Regions from separate parts of the Homo sapiens genome. Here all the other regions are linked to region 2. Evidence: read pairs that join two places in POLR2A ChIA-PET (ENCODE). Cell type or tissue: GM12878. All regions are shown on one strand.

Region 1 (4,000 bases), 77 kb before region 2:
ATTAGGAGCAATTTGGACACCAGAGTTCCGATTCTGCTCTTGGTGCCATCTTTTTCTTTGGGGAAGTGTTCTGCTTACAGCCTATATTTTGTGAACATCGTTTCCTGTATATCTTTGTGTCTAATACGGCACTTCAAACATAGTAGGCATTTGGAAATTGCTCCCTGAACTGAATTAAATGCAAGGTTAATTCATGGTTGTACATGATCAGAGTTGGAGTAAAAAATGAAATAAAATGAAAAGCACTATCAATTAATCAGGTTAAGTCATGTCAAGCGATCATTAAGTTTTCGATGATCTTGCAGATCTTTGAGAGAATGCGGATCTCGGGCATTTTCAGTTGTGTGCACTGACACGTGAATGTGTGTGTGCCCTCACATAAGTTCTTACATAGCAGAAGGAAGGAAGTTGTGAAAGGGGAGAAAATAGAGCTATTGACTGCAGAGCCATAAAGCTGTTTTTAGAATGACTGCTTCTGTTGTATTGGGGAACGCTTCCTTTGAGAGGGGGTATATTATGCATCCTCTTTCCATTAAGTCTATTTTTGGAAGAAATTACAGAAGATAATATATTACCAGCTCCCAGGGATCTCTTATCAACATAGCCTCTGTTCTCATAACACACCTGCTTAGAGCAAAATAAATTATTCTGTCCTCAGGAATGCCAACCCCAGACAATCAAAATCTTCACTAAATCCCTGTATTTATTAGGGAAGCTCGGATTTTTGAAAAGTGTTAACTCCGCCCCTAAAAGCAGTAAGCGAGAGATAACAACAGTGGAGTCTTGTGGTTGAGCATTCAATCAGCTTCAACAGGGGCAAAGTCTAGGAATTGTTTTCAAAACAGTGTGGGGCTTCCTACTCAGGGGGAGGATTTATCTGCATTTGGCAATTACTCCAGTTACCTTGGAACAAGAAATTTACTTCTCAGTAGTTTTGCAAATTAAGTGTTTAACTTCGTCTCTATAGAATTAATGCCTCGGAGGTGGGGAGAGGGAGGCAGAGGAGAGGCTTTCAAGGCCAGTTCACAAGTTTGACACTTAAAGTGATAGTAGCAAGTTTTTCTCTAACTGCAAGAGTGTGAAGTTCTGTTTCCACCTAATTGCAGTTTGCATCCTGCAAGTGTATTGATTTAGACATTAAAACAACTTAAATGTTTAGCAGTAAAAAGTTGTTTAATCATTAAACCACTACCATTTTCTTTCGCCCTTTAAACCTGCTTTCAATCAGCAAATGCTGATTTGGATGCTGGTTTACAGTCTCATTAACCATGAAGATCACAAAGGAAAGGTTGTGGCAGCAGTGGGAAGCTCTGAAGCACCCTCATTGTCACAGGAAACATTCAGTGAGACATTCAGCTGTCTCACAACACACACAGCTCTGAGAGAGGTTTGGGTGACAGAAATGCAGCCTCCAGTTCCAGAAGCAGCACGCTGTTCATTCCAGGAAAGGAAAAAAAAAGTGCTTTTCTGCGTGACCATGTTGATCACTGTTACCATGCAGTAATCAGGGGTCTTTTTGCCACTTAAGTGTAATGGGAGGAGGGTATATCATTGGAGACTCCTAGGTGAATGGCGTGGATGTTACTCTTTTGCAAAGCAAGGAGGAGTTGCAGTGTTTCATGGCCTTCTTTCAACACACGGGAGTTTTATCACTCATTTTAAACGCACAACTTAACACCATTTTCAAACTGAGTTCCAGCCCTGGATTGTTTTTTTACAAAATGGCCCCTTTCCCCTCATAGTGGGATGGCCATGGGTGCCCATTAATTGCTACACTTATAGGAACTGAATTTATTCCCTTCATGGTAGAAAAACCAAGCCTATTTTCTGAAACTTAATCCTGTGAGCTACCATCCACGGCCATACCAGGCTCCAGGAAGGGATCACAACTTTCTGAAGAGATGAATTGCTGCTTTAACAAAGGCTACGTGTGCCTTTTGATTCCATATTCTGCCTCCACTAGATGTTTGGTTTTGCTGCCAAATATAAAAACCACACTGGAAAAGACAGTTCTTCACTTTTAAGTGGCTGTGTGATAGAAAATTGGTAATTAGTTCAGTTTTGAGGAAGACAGGGACAAACTCTTCTTTACGTTTTATAAAATCACAAATTATCACAGTGATCTCCATTTGAGATGGAGAAATGGAAACCTAGCAAGTTCCAGAGACTTGCCCAAGATCTTGTAGCTAATTATTAGAAGCAGGAAATGGGTTAGAAACCAGAACCCTGATTTACAGCTAATTGTATTTTCGGCTATCCAAATATCTTTACTGGATTAATACAAACTTCTCTTGTCCTCAGGTAATACAAATACCTGTCCTCATAGAAAATAAAGGCTTATTGGTCTGTCTCTTTCTCTCTGTCTCTCTCTCTCTTTGTATCTGTGTGTGTGTGTGTGTGTGTATATATATTTTTTATATATGTATGTATATATAAAATATGTATGTATATATGTATGTATATACATACATATTTCTGTCACCCAAAATATGTATGTGAGTATATATATATATATATGTATGTATGTATATATGTGTATATATTATATATTTTATAAAGATATATATTCAATCATACATTGCTTAACAATAGGGGTACATTCTGAGAAATGCATCTTTAGGCAATTTCATTGTTGTGTTAGCATCAAAGAGTGTATTTACACAAACCTAGATAGTACAGCCTACTGCACATCTAGGCTAAATGGTGCATCCCATTGCTCCTAAGCTACAAACCTGTACAGCATGTTACTGTACTGAAACTGTAGGCAATTGTAACACAATAGTAAGTATTTGTGTATCAAAACATATCTAAACATAGAAAAGGTACAGTAAAAATACAGCATAAAAGATTTTAAAATGGTACACCTGTATAGGGCACTTACCATGGATGGAAATTGCCAGACTGGAAGTTGTGGTTGCTCTGGGTGAGTCAGTGAGTGAGTGGTGAGTGAATGTGACAGCCTAGAACATTACTGTACACTATGCAGACTTTGTAAACACAGTACACTTGGGCTACACTAAATTTATAAAAAATATTTTTCTTTCTTCAATAATAAATTAACCTTAGCTTACTGTAACTTTTTTACTTTATAACCTTTAAATTTTTTTAACTTTTTTACTCTTTGTAATAAAACTTCACTTAAAACACAAACACATTATGTAGCTGTACAGAAATATTTTTCTTTATATCTTTATAAGCTTTTCTCTATTTTGAAAATTTTAATTTTTTTTAATTTTCAAACTTTTTGGCTAACAACTAAGACATAGCACACACATTTGCCTAGGCACACATAGGGTGTGGATGATCAAAATGTCAGTAGGCAATAGGAATTTTTCAACTCCATTATAATCTTCTGGGACCACCACCATATATGCAGTTCATTGTTGAGTGAAACGTCATTATGTGGTGCATGGCTGTATTTATATCCGTATAAAGATTACACATATATAAAGGATGCAAAGACAAAGAGTACATATATATTTATATATGTAGTGTACTGTATATATGCATGTATGTATGTATGTATGTATGTATCTTACTTTGGGATTTCCTTTTTTCTAACCTTCTTACCATTTTAAGAATTGGTCTATGCACAGCAAACTTTTAGAATCGCAATTAAAATATTCAGAGAAGTGGCCAAGTTTTTGTATAGGTGTTTGGATACTGTGCAGACAAGTTCTACATTTCTCTGTTCTCAAAACTCCTTCCTACATAAATACTGAGGACTGTTCTCTGGCCAAAGTTTGTCAAACCATTTCTCTGAGTAACAAGACTTCCTCATGTTTTCCATACTCTATAGTTCAGTGTTGCAGCCTTCCCATACTTGATTTTTAAAGCGGAGTTTTGTTTTGTTTGTTCTTAGTGCATTATGACTATAAAATGTAAAAACCTTTCCTCTTTGAAGATAAAAGGAAGTAATCCTAATTTTAAACACTTACTTGTTTTAAAAAATTGAAAAAAAAGTATCGACTTGATATGTCTAAAGAGACCTATGTATATA
Region 2 (4,000 bases):
GCTCCTCAAAGTTTCTGGATAGAAAAGCAATATACAAAAACAATAGCTTTGCTATACCTAATAAACATACATTTAGAAAATGAAACTAAAGAAAAGCTCCCATTCACAATGACGGCAAAAAAAGGAACATATAAATTTTTAAAAAGATGTACAACATTGTAATAAAAATATAAATATGTATTAAAATACTTAAACAACAAATAAATGAAAAATTATAGAATGCTAATAGTTAGAAAGACTCAATGCCGTAAACATGATAATTTTTCCCAAATTAACCTATAAATCTAATTAAAGTTCAACAGGATTTTTGCTGAACTTGACAAGCTAATCCTAAAATTCACATAGAAGAATAAAAGATCAAGAGTCATCAAGAAAACTTTGAAAAATAAAAAAAGAAGGGAGACACCTTGCCCTCTCAAATATCAGGATTTGTTATAGAGTTTTAGTGTTTAAAACAATGTGATACTATCTTGAGGATAAACAGATGGACTCATGCAACAGAAACAAACATTCACATTTAGAGAATGCGGTACATGTAGTTCTGGTGTCGGGGGCCCTTGAAAGAGGCAAAATAAATAGTGGGAAAAGAATGAGCTATCTAATAAATGAGGCTGAGAACACTGGCTATACTTATGGTTTAAAAAAAAATCCTACGAAACCTTTATATGAAAAAGAATTCCTGGTTAATTAAGGCCCTAAGTATGAAATGCAAATGTTCCATATTATGAGATAACAATATTGAGGATATAAACATAGGAAAATCTTTATGATCTTGAAGTAGGGAAGAATTTCCTAAATAAAACATAAAATTTACCTTATTAAAGCAATTAAAAATTTTTAGATGGCAAAGACTGTCTGAACAAAATTTTTTTTTTTTTTTTTTTTTTTGTTATAGAAATCTGTTTAATGGTTTAGGAATGTGTACACTCTGGCTCTGCCAAGTTTCCATAAAGGCAACTTTTCCATGTTTTAAAAAATAGATTTGGTATAAAGATTTATATATTCATAAATAGGTGGCATGAAAAATTACCAAATGCAAATGGAATACTTGCGCTGACTGAAGCCCTGTTCACCCCAAGTCCAGGCCCTGCAGGGGTCCGAGGGTCTCTGCTGGAGGAGGCCCCAACTCCGGCAGCCTCTTAGGGAAGAGAAACTGAATTAAATGTGTATTAGGAACCCCTCCAGCTCCTTAAGCCAGCGTCGCACTGGCCCCACCGAGGCCTCAGCCCACCTCCCTCTGCTTCCCCCCGCCACCTCCACCATTGCCCCCTCCCCTGCACTCTGGCCCCTGACCCCACCTGCTCCCACTCTTTGGCAATTTATCAACAAAGGAAGAGATGACACTGTGTCTGAACAAAATTTAAAGGCACACTATTGGAAGGAGATGTAGAAGAAATCCCCAAGAAAATATTACTATACAAGGTATACATTTTAAAAATCTATAAATAAATATAAAAAAATCAGATAGAAAAATTGGTAAATGACATGAACAGGCAATTTACAACAAAAGGAAGGTGAATGGCCAATAACCACATGGAAAAGTTTTCAACTTCCCTAGTGATTAGGAAAATACAAATTAGACAAAAATGAGATAACACTTTATACCAAGCAAATTGGCAAATCTAAGAAGTCTCACGACATTTGTGTTAATGAGGAAGTGAAACAACAGAAAGCAGTGTTCACTGATAGTGGCAGTGTACATTTGTACAACCATTTGGGAAATAATTTCTGCTAAAAGTGAAAATGCTTGTACTCAGCACTTCTCTTGCTGAATGCTAGAGGTGTTTGCATACATGCATAAGAATATTCACTGTAGCATTTTGTAATAGTAGTAGAACAATTGGGAGAAAAAAATTTTATGTCGATTAGTAAAAATATAAAGTAAGCCAGATGCAGTGGCTCACGCCTATAATCCCAACACTTTGGGAAGCCGAGGAGGGTGGATCACCTGAGGTCATGAGTTTGAAGCCAGCCTGGCCAACATGGCAAAACCCGGTGTCTACTAAAAATATAAAAATTGGCCAGGCGTAGTGGCATGCGCCTGTAATCCCAGCTACCCAAGAGGCTGAGGCAGGAGAATCACTGGAACGTGGGAGGCAGAGGCTGCAGCGAGCCAAGATCCCGCCACTGAACTCCAGCCTGGGCAACAGAGCAAGAATCTATCTCAAAAAATATATATACATATGTATATATAATGTAATTTATAAAATGAACCAGATCACCATATAAAATATAGATAAATCCCATAAACACAATATTGAGTTTTTAAAGAAACTGAAAAAGATATGTATAATAGATTTAACAGTGAAAATTTTTATTATATAAAATAACATGTTATTTGTGGGTATATACATGTGTAGTAAAAATATAGAAACATGGTTAGAGCACTTTTGGATGAGGGAGGAAAGAAAATTGGAAGAGAGTACCTCCAAATCTATAACATTTTATTCCTAAAGCAATAAATCTGAGGCAAATATGGTGACACTGACCTGGCTACCTAGACTCTGAACAGTGGAGGCATGACTGAAAACAAAATCTTGACACACCCCATGCATAGCAGCTGGCACCTGAGCCCTAGGTAGGTATCCTACAGGCTCAGCTTGCCACCTCCAGCCAAGCCAGATTCTCCTGTCTCCAGCCTGTCAGCCACACTCAGAGACATGACTTTCCTAATATGGGACAGAAACAGTCCCCAGCTATGATGGTTAATTTTATGTGTCAAACTGACTGGGTTGCAAGATGCTCAGATATTTGATCAAACATTATTTTGGGTGTCTCTGTGAGGTGTTTTTGGATGAGATTCACATTTAAAGCAGTGGACTTTGAGAAAAGCAGGTTGCCCTTTATAAAGTGTGTGGGACTCATCTTATCAATCAAATGCTTGGATAGAACAAAAAGGCTGACCCTCCTCCAAGTAAAAGTCTTTTTAACAGCCTTTGAACAGGGCCATCACCTTTTTCCTGCCTTTGCACTTGAACTGAAACACCAATTCTTTCTGAGTTTCACCCTGATGCCCTTTGAACTGAAATGACATCATTGGCTCTGCTGGGTCTCCAGCTTGCTAACTGGTTCTGCAGATTTGGGGACTTGCCAGCCTTCATAATCACATGAGCCAATTTCTTATACTAAATCTCTTTTGATATATATACCCTGTTGGCGCTGCTTCTCTGGAGAACTCTCATTAATACATCAATTTTTTTGGTATTAAAAGATCTACCCCATTTCTCTTCCTCCGAAACTCATCCCCCAAAGCTTAGACTCATTGCTGGATTGGGCTTCCTGTTGGGTAGCAAAACTTTTCCTCCACACTCTTTATTCTCTTCGTCTGTATTTTTTCTTTAATAATGGCAAGTTGTTATATTTAACATATATTTAATATATATTTAATAACTACTTAACAGTCAATATTTATTATTTGGAGATTCCACATTTGCAAATTTGCCTACTTGCTAAGATTTGTGTGTAGCCTCCAAATCAGAACAAGCAGCACTTTCACGGTTCTTTGTGGACAAGCATTGAGTGGTGAAGAATTTGAATCACCTGATGCACACTTTCCCAGCTGAAGTGAAACGAGGCCACACTCTACCTTCTTTTTATCTATCATACTCTAAACAAGTGTTCTTTTTGTGGTCTATCCAGTGACATTTTTTTTTTTTTTGCATTTTTGTGCTTTTTCTTGGTGATTTTACTGTTTAAAATAGCCCCCAAATGTTTTGCTCAAGTACTAGTGTCTAGTGTTCCTAAGTGAAGAAAGCTGTGCTTTCCCTTTTGGAGAAAATAACTGTACATTTAAGCTTCATTCAGTCAAGTTATAGTGCTGTTGCTGTGAGTTCAATGTTAATGAATTAACCATATATATGAAATACAGTGTTTTAAACAGAAACACATACAAAGCAAGGTTAGGTGTCGATTGGTTGATAAAAATGTGACTGATCTGAGGCTCACAGGAATCTAACCCTGTGTTTCTCCTAAGAGCAGTGGTTCAGTATTCAGTAACTCA
Region 3 (4,000 bases), 88 kb after region 2:
AGGGAGGTTAAAAAACAAAATGGAAGCCACATAGATGAATACTGTTTTTGAAAAAAAAAATTCTTAGTAACAAAAGAAATAGGTGCCTTAAAGGCAGCTTTTTTGAAAATTGAATGTCTGACCAGTACCTCCACACCTTGTACTGATGTTGCATGTTAGTCTGAGAGCTGGGAATGGACGCAGGGTATCAGTAAGTGGTCCATATCCTGAAAGAATTCAGAAGCAATTGTTATTCAGCATTGTCTGTATCATTACTTGGCTCGAAATCAACTCCCAGTGCAACTGACAGCTCCATAATCCAAGAGAAGTACAAAAATAAAAGAGCAGTAATAACAAAAATCGAACCTGTCTGGTATTTAGAAGAGAGTAAGAGCTTGAACTCCAGGATTAGGCTGCCTCGCCGTGAAACCTCCCTGAATCACCATCTGGGTGACCTTGCAAAAGCATTTTCTTTACCTCAGTTTCCTAGTCCATAAATTGAGACTTTCTGGCCTCTCTACTATATAATAATAAGTTGGTGCAAAAGCAGTTGAGGTTTTAATATTAGGTTGGTGCAAAAGCAATTGCAATTTTGCATTACTTTTAATGGCAAAAACCACAATTCCTTTTGCACCAACCTAGTAGTATTTGGCACCCAATATTGTTGTGAGAATTAAATAATCTGTGTAGTGTGTGTTTTTTATACTTTTATTTTACATTTGGGGATACACGTGAAGGTCTGTTACATAAATACGTGTCACAGGGGTTTGTCGTGCAGATTATTTCATCACCAAGGTATTAAGCCCAGGATCCAATAGCTATCTTTTCTGCTCCTCTCCCTCCTCCCACCCTCCCACCTCACCTCAAGTAGACTCTAGGTATGTTGTTGCCTTCTTTGTGTTCATAGATTCTTTTTTTCTTTTTCTTTTTCTTTTTTTTTTTTTTTGAGATGGAATCTTGCTCTGTCGCCCAGGCTGGAGTGCAGTGGTGTGATCTCAGCTCACTGTAACCTCTGCCTCCCAGGCTCAAGTGATTCTCCTGCCTCAGCCTCCCAAGTGGCTGGGATTACAGGCGTGTGCCACCACACCTGGCTAATTTTTGTATTTTTAGTACAGATGGGGTTTTGCCATGTTGGCCAGGCTGGTCTTGAGCTCCTGACCTCAGGTGATCCAACTGCCTTGGCCTCCCGAAGTGCTGGCATTACAGGCATGAGCTACTGCACCATGCCAAATTCTTATCATTTAGCTCCCATGTAGTATGTTAAGCACAGTGCCTGGCTCCCCCAAAAAAAATAGTTCCCGAATCTTGTGGCTGGGCATGGTGGCTTACTCCTGTAATCCCAGCACTTTGGGAGGCCAAGACAAGAGGACCAGTTGAGGCCAGGAGTTCGCGACCAGCCTGGGCAACATAGTGAGACCTCGTCTCTACCAAAAAAATAAAAATAAAAATAAGAAAATTAGGCAGAACGATTGCTTGAGCCCAGGAGGTAGAGTGCCACTGCACTCCAGCCTTGGTGACAGAGTGAGACCCTGCCAAAATAAATAAATAAATAAAGTTAAAAAAAAAAAAGGCTAGGGCGTTGGCTCATGCCTGTCATCCAGCACTTTGGGAGGCCAAGGCGGGCAGATCATTTGAGGTCAGGACTTCGAGACCAGCCTGGCCAACATGGTCTCTACTAAAAATATAAAAATTAGCCAGGCATGGTGGCACATGCCTGTAGTCCCAGCTACTCAGGAGGCTGAGGCATGAGAATCGCTTGAACCCGGGAGATGGAGGTTGCAGTGAGCCAAGATCATGCCAGTACAGTCCAGCCTGGATGACAGAGTGAGACTTTGTCTCAAAAATAAATAAATAAATCAATAAATAAAAATTTAGAAAGACGAGAAAAAATTTAAAAAAAAACACAGAAGGGGAAAAAATAGTCAACATATGCCATGTCATCAGGGAAAAAAAAAAAAAGTTTCTGATTCATTGTTATTTGAGCCTCAGCACCTCCCAGGCTGTGTTTAAAGCATTGAATTTACTATGCCATTTTTATAAAATGTTTGGTTATGAAATGTCTTTGACATTTGCTATGAATGAGTAAGATGGGGTAGTTACCAGGCTGGCATCAAGCCACTTGAACCTCTCTCTGAGACAACCTGTCAGTGGGGTTTTCCCAGCACTATTTCCCTATTTTTGAGACCAGTTACCAGCCCTAGTTATGAAGGAGAAAGTTATTTTGGTGTTGGACCTGCTTGGCTCCAGACCCACTGAATGCTATTTGCTTGAAATGAAAACAGAAAGTTTAAACAAATGCAGAACTTATTAACTTACAAACATTCATGTTGATCTGTTGCTTTTACTATTAAAATAGCCTTCTATCCATTTCAGCTGAGGTGCTGATCCCTTGGTGACTGCTTCCCTGGCTTTCATGTCAATTCTGAGTGCTCTTTTATTACAGGAAGTGAAGTAAATCAGTGGGGAGGCTGATTAGAATCCCCGTTAGAGGCAAGTGGATAAAAATGAGGTTAGGGAATGTGAGTGCATCTCTAAATCACTGCACTTGACCAAACAAATTACTTTTAAGTATGCCTTCTCTTCAACCCAGAGCAGCACATAGTGATCCAGGAAAAAAAGAGATTCAAACTCAGAGAGATAAGCAAGAGGCATTGGCTTTTCATATGGATGCTCGCATCCACACACACATGCACATAAGTACAAGAGTGATTTTCTTTAGTTGAAGCGCTATTTTGCCTCTGTAAAACTTCTCCAGATGTCTTAAGTCCGCTTTTCAATAACATTAATTCCTATTTATGGTGTACTTTCTAAAGGCCAGTCACTGGGCTGGGAGTGTTACACATGTAATTTCATTTAATCTTCACAACAAGTCAGTGACATGCAAATTGTTGCCCTTTTATAGATAATGAAACCGAAGCTCAGAGAATAATAATATTAATCATAATAGTTACATTTTTTGAGTACTTATATGTGCTAAGTGGTTTTACATATGCTGCTTCATTGAATCTTTTAAACAATTCTGGGAGATAGATTTGTGTCCCTATTTTAGAGGTGAGGAAAGTGTGGCTTATAATTATTAATAGTTTGCAATAGCTACCACTTACTGCATACTAATTGTGTGCCAGGCACTGTGTCATATCTTTTAAACACAGCACATAATCTTTTGTAATTCTTACAACCTACTAGGATAAATCTTATCCCCTTCACTTTAAAATAAGTAAATGAGGGCAGAGCAAGCCAGACAACTTGCCCAGTATCATTCAACTAAGACAAGAGAGAGCCAGGATTTGAATTAAGAACCGGTGATTTCAAAGCCTGAGGAATCTATGCCAGGCAGTACACCTACTTCATTGCTTTTCTAATTTTGCTTTACTTTTTCTTTATTTATAGGAATCTAAATGGTATAAGGAAAGAATATCCAGCTCTGAAAGACATGGATTCAAACTCTATTTAGAAGGGATCCTGCTGTCCAAATATTGGACAATTTGAACATCAAAATAAGTAATGATAGTAGTAGATTACAACTTATTTTGAATCCACACTGATATGAATGAATGGATGGATGAGCGAATGAGTGAATAAAGCAGAAGAGAAACCTCTTCCTTAAAGTAGAAACCATGCCAAAAAATACAGAAAGAATGATCAAATTAGAAAGCTACCATTTGACAACCACTAAGTTATAATTAATTCTGGCAGAAAACATCAATGAATGCAAAACTAGTTGGTGAATGAAAAGTGAGGAATTAGATTTTGTATAACCTAAAAGTATCTCCCTAGAAAATATTTATTTATTTATTTGTTTGTTGTTGTTGTTTTGGTTTCTTTTATTATTATTATACTTTAAGTTCTAGGGTACATGTGCACAACGTGCAGGTTTGTTACATATGTATACATGTGCCATGTTGGTGTGCTGCACCCATTAACTCATCATTTACATTAGGTATATCTCCTAATGCTATCCCTCCCCACTCCTCCCACCCCACAACAGGTCCCAGTGTGTGATGTTCCCCTTCCTGTCCAA

The links. Peaks named below come from ENCODE experiments on the same cell type or tissue, not always from the same donor. Only the 100,000 strongest peaks of a DNase experiment are listed, where the experiment ranks them.
Region 1: POLR2A ChIA-PET joins it to region 2 with 6 read pairs; 2 of 35 experiments call an interaction of 5 or more read pairs at or near these places.
Region 3: POLR2A ChIA-PET joins it to region 2 with 5 read pairs; 2 of 35 experiments call an interaction of 5 or more read pairs at or near these places.

What each region holds. Positions count from the first base shown.
Region 1 is chr12:65,925,450-65,929,449 of GRCh38, forward strand. All of the region lies in intron 3 of HMGA2 (high mobility group AT-hook 2), which reads left to right. Among named protein-coding and RNA genes, the nearest start is that of HMGA2-AS2, 21 kb to the right of the region's middle. RefSeq lists an enhancer at 977-1,487. In GM12878, no CTCF peak of the experiment used is centred here; no DNase peak of the experiment used is centred here.
Region 2 is chr12:66,002,490-66,006,489 of GRCh38, forward strand. No RefSeq gene overlaps it. Among named protein-coding and RNA genes, the nearest start is that of MIR6074, 19 kb to the right of the region's middle. In GM12878, no CTCF peak of the experiment used is centred here; a DNase peak (open chromatin) is centred at 1,656.
Region 3 is chr12:66,090,635-66,094,634 of GRCh38, forward strand. No RefSeq gene overlaps it. Among named protein-coding and RNA genes, the nearest start is that of LLPH, 38 kb to the right of the region's middle. In GM12878, no CTCF peak of the experiment used is centred here; a DNase peak (open chromatin) is centred at 2,150; H3K27ac peaks cover 414 bases.